Linked DNA regions of Homo sapiens: region 2 is linked to region 1. A link is an interaction called in ENCODE POLR2A ChIA-PET data of the cell type or tissue named here. Cell type or tissue: Panc1. All regions are shown on one strand.

Evidence for each region. Peaks named below come from ENCODE experiments on the same cell type or tissue, not always from the same donor. Only the 100,000 strongest peaks of a DNase experiment are listed, where the experiment ranks them.
Region 2: POLR2A ChIA-PET joins it to region 1 with 6 read pairs; 9 of 35 experiments call an interaction of 5 or more read pairs at or near these places.

The regions. Positions count from the first base shown.
Region 1 is chr19:4,813,347-4,818,346 of GRCh38, forward strand. TICAM1 (TIR domain containing adaptor molecule 1) reads right to left here. Exons shown (of 2, transcript NM_182919.4): 2 at 2,586-5,000. The coding sequence ends at 2,893. Among named protein-coding and RNA genes, the nearest start is that of TICAM1, 16 kb to the right of the region's middle. RefSeq lists enhancers at 1-372, 2,507-2,636. In Panc1, no CTCF peak of the experiment used is centred here; DNase peaks (open chromatin) are centred at 1,626, 2,055 and 2,435; H3K4me3 peaks cover 302 bases; H3K27ac peaks cover 717 bases.
Region 2 is chr19:4,950,171-4,955,170 of GRCh38, forward strand. It overlaps UHRF1 (ubiquitin like with PHD and ring finger domains 1), which reads left to right. Exons shown (of 17, transcript NM_001048201.3): 12 at 441-603; 13 at 689-826; 14 at 4,180-4,318; 15 at 4,480-4,652. Among named protein-coding and RNA genes, the nearest start is that of KDM4B, 16 kb to the right of the region's middle. In Panc1, no CTCF peak of the experiment used is centred here; no DNase peak of the experiment used is centred here.

The DNA.
Region 1 (5,000 bases):
CCCAGCTCAGTGAGTCCAGTTTCACCTTCGAGGACCCTCCTTTGTTTCCTCCCTTGGAAGTTCAGCTCCTTCCATTGTGATTCCCCGTTTCTGATCTGTGTGAGTTTTGGAGTCAGAATTAATCTCTTTAGGCCTCGGTTTTCCCCATCTGTAAGGTGGGTCCATAATAGAAGCTTCTACCTTGAGGGGTCATTTTGAGGATGAAAATGTGTTTGTTTATTTATGTATTTAATTTTTTGTTATATAGATGAGGCCTTCCTATGTTGCCCAGGCTGATCTCAAACGTCTGGCCTCGCCTCCTTACACGCCAGGACAACGGGCCTGCAACACCGTGCCTCCCTATTTATTTTTATTTTATTATTTTATTGTTATTTTTGGAGATGGAGTTTCACTCTCGTCACCCAGGCTGGAGTGCAGTGGTGCAATCTCGGCTCACTGCAACCTCCACCTCCCGAGTTCAAGCGATTCTCCTGCCTTAGCCTCCCAAGTAGCTGGGATTACAGGCACCCACCACCACACCCAGCTAATTTTGTATTTTTAGTAGAGACGGGGTTTTACCATGTTGGCCAGGCTGGTCTCGAACTCCTGTCCTCAGGTGATCCACCCACCTCGGCCTCCCAAAGTGCTGGGATTACAGGCATGAGCCACCATGCCCTGCCTATTTTTATTTATTTATGTATGTATTTACTGATACAGAGTCTTGCTCTGTTGCCCAGGCTGGAGTGCAGTGGCGCAATCTCAGTTCACTGCAATCTCCGCCTCCCAGGTTCAAGCGATTCTCCTGCCTCAGCCTCACAAGTAGCTGAGACTACAGGTGTGTGCCCCATGCCCAGCTGGTTTTTCTATTTTTAGTAGAGACAGGGTTTCATCATGTTGGCCAGGCTGGTCTCGAACTCCTGACCTCAAGTGATCCGCCTGCCTTGGCCTCCAAAAGTGCTGGGATAACAGATGTGAGCCACCATGCCTGGCCTATTTATTTATTTATTTTTTAAAAAGAGTTGGATGTCTTATTCAGTTGATAAATAAATAAATACATACATAAATAAGAAAGATGCGGCTGGGTGTGGTGGCTTACGCCTGTAATCCCAGCACTTTAGGAGCCCAAGGCAGGTGGATCACCTGAGGTCAGGAGTTTCAGACCAGCGTGGCCAACATGGCGAAACCCCATCTCTACTAAAAATACAAAAATTAGCCGGGTGTGGTGGCGAGCTCCTGTAATCCCAGCTACTCGGGAGGCTGAGGCAGGAGAATAGCTTGAACCCGAGAGGTGGAGGTTACAGTGAGCTGAGCTCTCTTCACTGCACTCCATCCTGGGTGAGAGAGCCAGACTCCATCTCAGGAAAAAAAAAAAATAGAGATGGGGTTTCATTATGTTGCCCAAGCTGGTCTTGAATTCCTGGCCTCAAGCAACCCTCCCACTTCAACCTCCCAAAGTTCTGGGATTAATTACAGATGTGAGCCACCACAGCACCCAGTCTTGTTTATGTATTTAGACACTCCAGAATCAATACATGTTAAGTGTCCAACAAACCTTGGCTCCATTCTTATTCTTAGAAGGTCTGTCACCCTGAAAAATATTAATCCCTTCCATGTGGGTCCCCATACTTAATGAGTGCTGCACCTGCTACCCAGGTATGGTGTACCTGATATGTGGTTCTGCATATGATCCGCTGAGGCCTTGAAACAACAGCCTCCACAGACCCATTTCTCAGATGAAAAAGCAGAGGCTCCGACAGGGGAGGCACTTGCCAAATGTCACACAGTGGCATCGGAGTCCAACCTTGGTGGGGGCATCAAAGGCAGACCCCAAAGAAAAAGGAAGGGCTGCAGCAAAAACTGCTAAATGTCCCCCAATGGCATTCATTCAAATTCATGCATTTATTCACTCATCCATTCATTCACTCACTCATTCATTCATTCACTCATCCTTTCACTCACTCATCCATTCACTCATTCATTCACTCACTCGTTCATTCATTCACTCATTCATTCACTCACTCGTTCATTCATTCACTCATTCATTCACTCGTTCATTCTTTCACTCATTCATTCACTGACTCGTTCATTTATTCACTCACTCATTCACTCATTCATTCATTCACTCACTCGCTCACTCATTCATTCATTCATTCATTCATTCATTCATAGCTCACTGCAGCCTTCGGCTCCTGGGCTCAAGCAATCCTCCCACCTCAGCCTCCTGAGTACCTGAGACTACAGGCGTGCACCACCACGCCCAGCTAACTTTTGTATTTTTGAAGAGACGCGGTCTCACCATGCTGCCCAGGCTGCACCCTCCCCGCCCTCAACAATATCTTTTCCCTCCACCTTTCCTGGTATTAGAACCCCGACTCGGGAGGCACACGGCCGTTCAGAAAGGACTACATTTCCCAGGGTTCCTTGCGGCAGGAGCAGGGCCATGTGATTATATTCTGGCCAATGGGATGAGGGCAAAGGCCGGTCTATGCCCTCCAAGAAGAGGCGTGCACTTCCCGCTTCCTGTTCCCTTTTGCGGGAGCGGGAGCCACGTGTTTTATAACAAATAGCCAGGCAGAAGGTGTCCCAGAAGACAATGGCGCTGCGGAAGCATTCAATAAATATTTATTATAATTAAAAGACCGTAGCAATACCCCCACCACCAAGACCCTTCACCCAGAAATAGAGAGATTGGAATTGTAAACACCGTATCCAGTTCTGACCACCCTGAAAGCCAGGGCATCATCGCGCCCGTTTTGTCCTAAATGAAGGGCTCCCGGACAATGTCCTGAAAGTGGCAGATGACCTCATCTTCCACTGTCCACAGGGCACAGGGCAGACCGGGGTGCTCTATGGGGTCCTGGCCGATGCCTGGGTCCAGGGGTGTTCCCCAGGTGGTCAGGCAAGGACACGCGGTCATTCTGCCTCCTGCGTCTTGTCCTCGGGCGCCTGGGACCCTCTCTGGTTCCACATGTGGTTGTTCAGCCCCAGCTGTACCATCTGTGCGTGGTGGATAATGAGGGGTTGCAGCCCTGGGCTCTGAGGGGGTGCGGGTGAGGCCGTAGGGAAGGCTGGGGACTGCGGGAAGGGCAGTGACTGTGGAAAGGCTGCTGGCTGTGGGGAGGGCGGTGGGGGGGTGCCAGCCTGCCATGCGTGCAGGGGTGGCGGCTGCGGGCACCCCGGCCAAGTGGGAAAGGGTGGCGGGGCTCCCAGGGGCACCTGGCCCCCAAAGGGCATTCGAGCCCCATAGGGCGCCCCAGTCCCAAATGACATGTGGCTCCCAAAAGCCACCTGGAGCTGCTCCATCTGTGCCTGGTAGGACAAGTAGCTCTGGAGGTAGGCTGAGTAGGCTGCGTTCAGTGCCGCCGCCTGCATCCGCTCACCGTCCAGGTGTTGGCTCTGTTCCCGCAGGGCTCGGGTGTCCTGTTCCTTCCTCCACATGGCCTTTCGGGCCTGAAGCCTGTGGGGCTTGAAGGTGTTGGCCACCTTCCTGGCGAAGATCTGGGAGTGTTCGTCCAGCCGCACCAGCCCGGAGAGCAGGCTGGCCGTGTCGGAGCTGAGCTGGGCCGGGGAGCTCTCCAGGGGCAGGAAGGGGATGACACAGTCTGGCGACCCCTGTCGCGTGAGGTTGCTCATCATGGCTTGGTTCACCTGGTGCAGGCTCAGGCGACAGTCGAAGTTGGAGGTGAGAAGTAGGATGATGAAAGCTGAGTGGTCTATGGCGTCCTGCAGGCAGCTCAGCTCCCCGCGCCCCGGCACCTGGAAATCCTCGCAGAAGGTGGCCCCGTCGGGCACGCCAAGGGCCTCCAGCTTCTCCCGAACCCGCAGGGCGATGTGTTCGTCTGCCCTGGCGTGGAGGATCACAAAGTTATAGAATTTCTGTTCCGATGATGATTCCAGGGAGGAAGGGAACAGGGAGGAGGGGGTCAGGTGAGCTGAACAAGGAGTAGATGAAGGAGGAGGAGGAGGAGGAGGAGGGGATGTTTCTGGGGTGGTGGGAGTAGGTGGGCACGGCTTGGTATTTGGAGAGGTGGTATCTTCTACAGAAAGTTGGAGTGGCGTCTGGTCTTTGACAGAGCAGGGGTTTTTGACCGGCTCCAGAATAGGCAAGGGGAGAGACTGGGGGCCTGCAGACCCCTCGGTGCACTCCACTGGGTAGTTGGTGCTGGTTTCTGGAGCTGCGGGGGTATCAGGGAGGCCAGTGGAGGTTGCATCTGGGGCCACTTCGGGAAGCCCAGGAGGTGGGCTGCTTGGCAGCTCTGGTGGGCTGGCAATCTCCCCCGATGGCGGCCAGCTCATCTCCTCAGGCTCCTGGCAGCCACCGGGGACAGGCTCGGGCACCAAGCTGGCCTGGGGGTCGTCACAGAGCTTGCTGGGCCCATGTGGGCTGCGGTGCAGGCTGAGGAAGGGCATGGTAGGGGACTGGCTGATTTCCAAGTTGCTGGCCAGGGAGGCAGGGCTGCCAGTGGATCGCAGGGAGCACCCTTGGCTCCAGTCCGAAACACCGTCAATGGGGCGTGGGAGGCTCCTGGTCCCAGAGGGCAAAGCCGAGGATGGTGGGAGGCAGCCCAGATTGGACTGGAGCGTCCGGATGCTCCCTGGATCCCCAGCAATGTCCCACCCACACCGGTTTCGGGCCTCATCCTGAAGTTCCCCCAGCCGGTGGTCGTCCCTGGAGCTGAGGGTGCGGACGGCTTCCTGGTAGGCCACGTCCCGCAGCGAGGCGGGGCACAGCTTCTCCTCAGCCAGCAGGTGGTACAAGCGGGCCACAGCCCAGGACACATCTGGGGGCTCCTCTGGGTCCTCGGTGCTGTCCACGCCAGCCCACTGGCGGGCCACCAGCCGGGCCACCGCATCGGCCTTCAATGCCTCTAGAGAGATCCTGGCCTCAGTTTCCTGGCCCAGCTTCAGGAGAACCATGGCATGCAGGAGGTCCTGCCCCTGGCAGCCTGGGCGTGGGGTCTTCAGTTTGTGCTTCAGATACAAGAGCTTGTCCTGGCCTGCTGCACCTAGAATGTCGAAGG
Region 2 (5,000 bases), 140 kb after region 1:
ACCCTGTCTCAAATAAATAGTAGGCTGGGTGTGGCCTATTTTATAAATTATACATATATAACTTTGAAATATTAAATTTTTTTTTTTTTTTGAGACAGAACCTCACTCTGTCACCCAGGCTGGAGTGCAGTGGCATAATCTCGGCTCACTGCAACCTCTGCCTCCCAGACTCAAGCGATTCTCCTGCCTCAGCCTCCTGAGTAGCTGGAATTACAGGCACGCGCCACCACGCCCGGCTAACTTTTGCATTTTTAGCAGAGACGGGGTTTCACCATGTTGGCCAGGCTGGTCTCGAACTCCTGACTTCAGGCGATCTGCCTACTTCAGCCTCCCAAAGTGCTGGGATTACAGGCCTGAGCCACCACTCCCGGCTCCTGTGTTTCCTTTTTTGGGGGGTACATCCTCACCTATAATGCGTGGGGTCCTGACTCTCCCTGCAGGGCGCTGGCTCTCAACTGCTTTGCTCCCATCAATGACCAAGAAGGGGCCGAGGCCAAGGACTGGCGGTCGGGGAAGCCGGTCAGGGTGGTGCGCAATGTCAAGGGTGGCAAGAATAGCAAGTACGCCCCCGCTGAGGGCAACCGCTACGATGGCATCTACAAGGTGAGTGCCCCTTGAGGAGGCCGGGGGCTCTGTCCCCGCCGGGGCTGCCTCTGATGGAGCTGACGCTGATGCCCGCTCTCTGCAGGTTGTGAAATACTGGCCCGAGAAGGGGAAGTCCGGGTTTCTCGTGTGGCGCTACCTTCTGCGGAGGGACGATGATGAGCCTGGCCCTTGGACGAAGGAGGGGAAGGACCGGATCAAGAAGCTGGGGCTGACCATGCAGGTGTGTCTGGGATGGGGGATGGCACTTTGGGAGGCCAAGGCGGATGGATCACTTACGTTAGGAGTTCAAGACCAGCCTGGCCAACATGGTGAAACCTCATCTCTACTAAAAATACAAAAATTAGCTGGGTATGGTGGCGGGTGCCTGTAATCCCAGCTACTGAGGTGGCTGAGGCAGGAGAATTGCTTGAACCCAGAAGGTGGAGGTTATAATGAGCTGAGATTGCGCCACTGCACTGCAGCCTGGGTGACAGAATGAGAGTCCATCTCAAAACAGGAGCACTGCCGGGCTCCATGACGGCTCTGACACTTCCCGCCTGGGCACCATGTGTCCTGCTTGGAGGCTGTCATCCTTGAAGGTCATTGTGGGTCACAGAATGGGCCCTGCCTGGGCTTGTGGTGCTCATGTTCTGGACCGCGCTGAACACTCCAGGAGGCCTCCCGTCTCGGGCCCATGCTTCCCTGGTTTCTCTCTGATCCAGAATAATTTCCAGGGCCCCAGCTGATGGCACCCCCCTAGCTGTCCCATATAAATCCTCCAGCCAGGGGGTGATGGGAACGCGCAGATGACATTTGCTTCTCCGCCTGCCGCATCTCAGAGTTGAAAACCAGACTTGCTTGTCTTCGTTCTGTTGGTAAAGGGATCGCTGCAGACCAGTCAGGCATCTGGTGTCTTCTGTTTTCACTTCTTGGCTCATCACAAAAAAAAAAAAAAAAAAGCAGAAACAAACCAACCAAATTGGTGGATTCCAGAGAGATCTGGACGGAAAAATGGGGAAGATGAATATCCCCGAGCCATCTCTCACCTCCCTGTGGCGATGGGAACTGCCGAGAACTTACTCAACAAGCGGCGCAGCATTTCAGCACCAGTTAGGATGTGGTCTGTCCATTGCAGGGAGAAGCTTTACAGCAGACGAATCGTGAGACTATTTAAGGAATCTTAATTGCTGTCGAGAGCCTGATGTCCTCTACCCGAGGGGGTCACTCAGGTTGTCTTTTGAATGGATTTGTACGGTGGGGAATTTCAGAAGCTGAGGAAGTAGAGAGAAAAATAGTAATGGGAGAGACAGCCTCAGCTTCTGTTGGGAGTAGGATTTTTTTTGTTTGTTTGTTTTGAGATGGAGTCTTGCTCTGTCGCCCAGGCTGGAGTGCAGTGGTGGGATCTCGGCTCTCTGCAACCTCTGCCTCCCAGGTTCAAGCCATACTCCTGCCTCAGCCTCCTGAGTAGCTGGGATTACAGGTGCCCACCACCACGCCTGGCTCAGTTTTTGTATTTTTAGTAGAGACGGGGTTTCACCATGTTGGTCAGGCTGGTCTTGAACTCCTGACCTCAGGTGATCCACCCGCCTCTGCCTCCCAAAGTGCTGGGATTACAGGCGTAAGCCACCGCTCCCAGCCTTTTTTTTTTTTTTTTTTTGGAGACAGAGTCTCACTCTGTCGCCCAGGCTGGAGTGCAGGCATGATCTCGGCTCATTGCAACCTCCACCTCCCAGGCTCAAGCGACTCTCTCATCTCAGCCTCCTGCATAGCTGGGATCACAGGTGTGTACCACCATGCCCAGCTATTTTTGTATTTCTAGTAGAGACGGGGTTTCGCCATGTTGGCCAGGCTGGTGACCTCAGGTGATCCACCTGCTTCCACCTCCCAAAGTGCTGGGATTACAGGTGTGAGCCGCTGACCCTGGCCAGGATTTTTTTTTTTTTTATGACTCTCATCTCCATTGTAACATAAAGAATGTGAAAGGAGCTCAAAGATTTCCTGAGACACTGGAGAGTCAGACGTGACTTATAGGTACCTTCGAAATGGAGCGATGATGCCCTGTGAGGACAGAGAGGGCCCGAGTCCTCAGAATCACCAGAGTTTGGCCAGCTAAGGCCCTGGGGTCAGGTGTTCGTAAGTGAAGTTTCTGGGGAAACAGTCATGCTCATTCACTGAAGTAGCCTGCTCTCAGCGCTTGCAGTCCAGACCCATAAGGCTTGAAAACATTCACCCTAGGGTCCCTGGAAGCAAAAGTTTGCCTGCCCTCATGGAAATCGTAAAGACAACGAGATCTTATTGGTGGGATGTGATGCTGAACACGTCACCCGCGTTCGCTCACATTAAATGCGCTTACCCCGACCCTGCCAGGTGGAGCTTGGCCGATTATCTCCTCTTAGTCTCCTCTTGTTCGTAGTGAAGCTTTGCGATTAGACAGGATTAGCCATTGGTCGAGGCTCCACAGTTAACGAAGAGCTGAATGCACAGGCGTCCCCCCCTTACCAGGGGGACACTTCGAAGGTCCTCAGCACATGCTTGAAACCAGAGAGTACCAAACCGTTGATGTATAATTTTTTTTCCATACGTTTGGACTGGTGATTAAGTTTAATCTATAAATTAGGCACAGTATGAGATTCACAACCTCTCTTTCGCATCTTAGGCTTCTCTTTAGCATTTCCAAATTGTCAGCATCCCTACTCTTGCACTTTGGGGCCATTATTTTTATTTTTGAGACCAGGTCTCGCTCTGTTGTCCAGGCTGGAGTGTAGTGGTGTGATCATAGCTCACTACAGCCTCAAACTCCTGGGCTCAAGTGATTCTCCTGCCTCAGGCTCCTAAGTAGCTGGGACTACAGATGCACACCACCAGGCTCGGCTAATTTTTTAAATTTTTTTGTAGAGAGGGGATCTTGCTATGTTGCCCAGGCTGGTCTCAAACTCCTGGGCTCAAGCGATCCCCCTGCCTTGGCTTCCCAAAGTGTTGGGCTTATTTAATAAAAATTAGAATGTTTAATATTAATATTTTATATTTAGCCTGTAATCCCAGCATTTTGGATGACTGAGGCAGGTGGATCACTTGAGGTCAGGAGTTCAAGACCAGCCTGGCCAACATGGTGAAGCCCCATCTCTACTAAAAATACAAAAATTAGCTGGGTGTGGTGGCGGGCACCTGTAATCCCAGCTACTCGGGAGGCTGAGGCAGGAGAATCGAGAAGCTGGACAAAGGGAAGGTTCACATCCCTGTGGGACGATGCAATGTTTCATCATGCAGTGTGCGTGATGTGAGGTGGCTGTAAAGGGGGAGGAAGGGGCCCCGAGCCGAGGGATGCAGCGCCTCTAGACGTTGGACACTTAGAACAGTGTGCAGTTTACAACTTAGGAATTGTTTCTAGAATATTTCATGTAACATTTTCAGTTGACTTTGGGTCACTGAAACCTCAGCAAAACTAGATAAGGGAGGACTACCCTGTGCTCTTCAGGGGGATTGGGGGTCAGGTGTGTCTGGAAACCCAGACCTGGCAAGGAGGCTGGAAGAGCGGGCTCTGCATAGCGTGTGGGCCCCAAGCCTGACTCACGGCTGTCCCTCTTCCTCCTGAAGTATCCAGAAGGCTACCTGGAAGCCCTGGCCAACCGAGAGCGAGAGAAGGAGAACAGCAAGAGGGAGGAGGAGGAGCAGCAGGAGGGGGGCTTCGCGTCCCCCAGGACGGGCAAGGGCAAGTGGAAGCGGAAGTCGGCAGGTGAGAATCTCGTGGGTGTGGGGTGAGCGTCTTGTGTGTGGGGGAGCAGGTGGGCATCTCGCGGGTGTGGGGTTGAGGTCGTGTGGACGTGGGAGCCGGTGGCTGTCTCTCCGGCAGCTCGGGCCACGCGCCCCTCCCTCACGCGCCCCACCCTCTTCCAGGAGGTGGCCCGAGCAGGGCCGGGTCCCCGCGCCGGACATCCAAGAAAACCAAGGTGGAGCCCTACAGTCTCACGGCCCAGCAGAGCAGCCTCATCAGAGAGGACAAGAGCAACGCCAAGCTGTGGAATGAGGTCCTGGCGTCACTCAAGGACCGGCCGGCGAGCGGCAGCCCGGTAGGCTCGCACGGCTCACTCGTCGCCCTGATTTGCGTTGACTGCGGTAAAATGTGTGGGGCTTGTTTCCCATGTTCCCCATTTTCAAGTGTACAGCTCAGTCGCACTGAGTACATTCTTGTGGTTGTGCAACCATCACCACCATCACCACCTCCAGAACTTTATCCTCTCCCCAGACTGAAACCCTGGCCCTGAAACTGTCACTCCCACCCCCTCCCAAGCCTTGGCACTCGCTCCCCAGCCCCGGCAACTGCTCCCCAGCCCCTGCACCCGCTCCCCAGCTCCGGCACCCCCTGCCATCCTACCTTCTGTCTCTGTCTCCCGGGGCTGTTGCAAAGTGACCCCAAG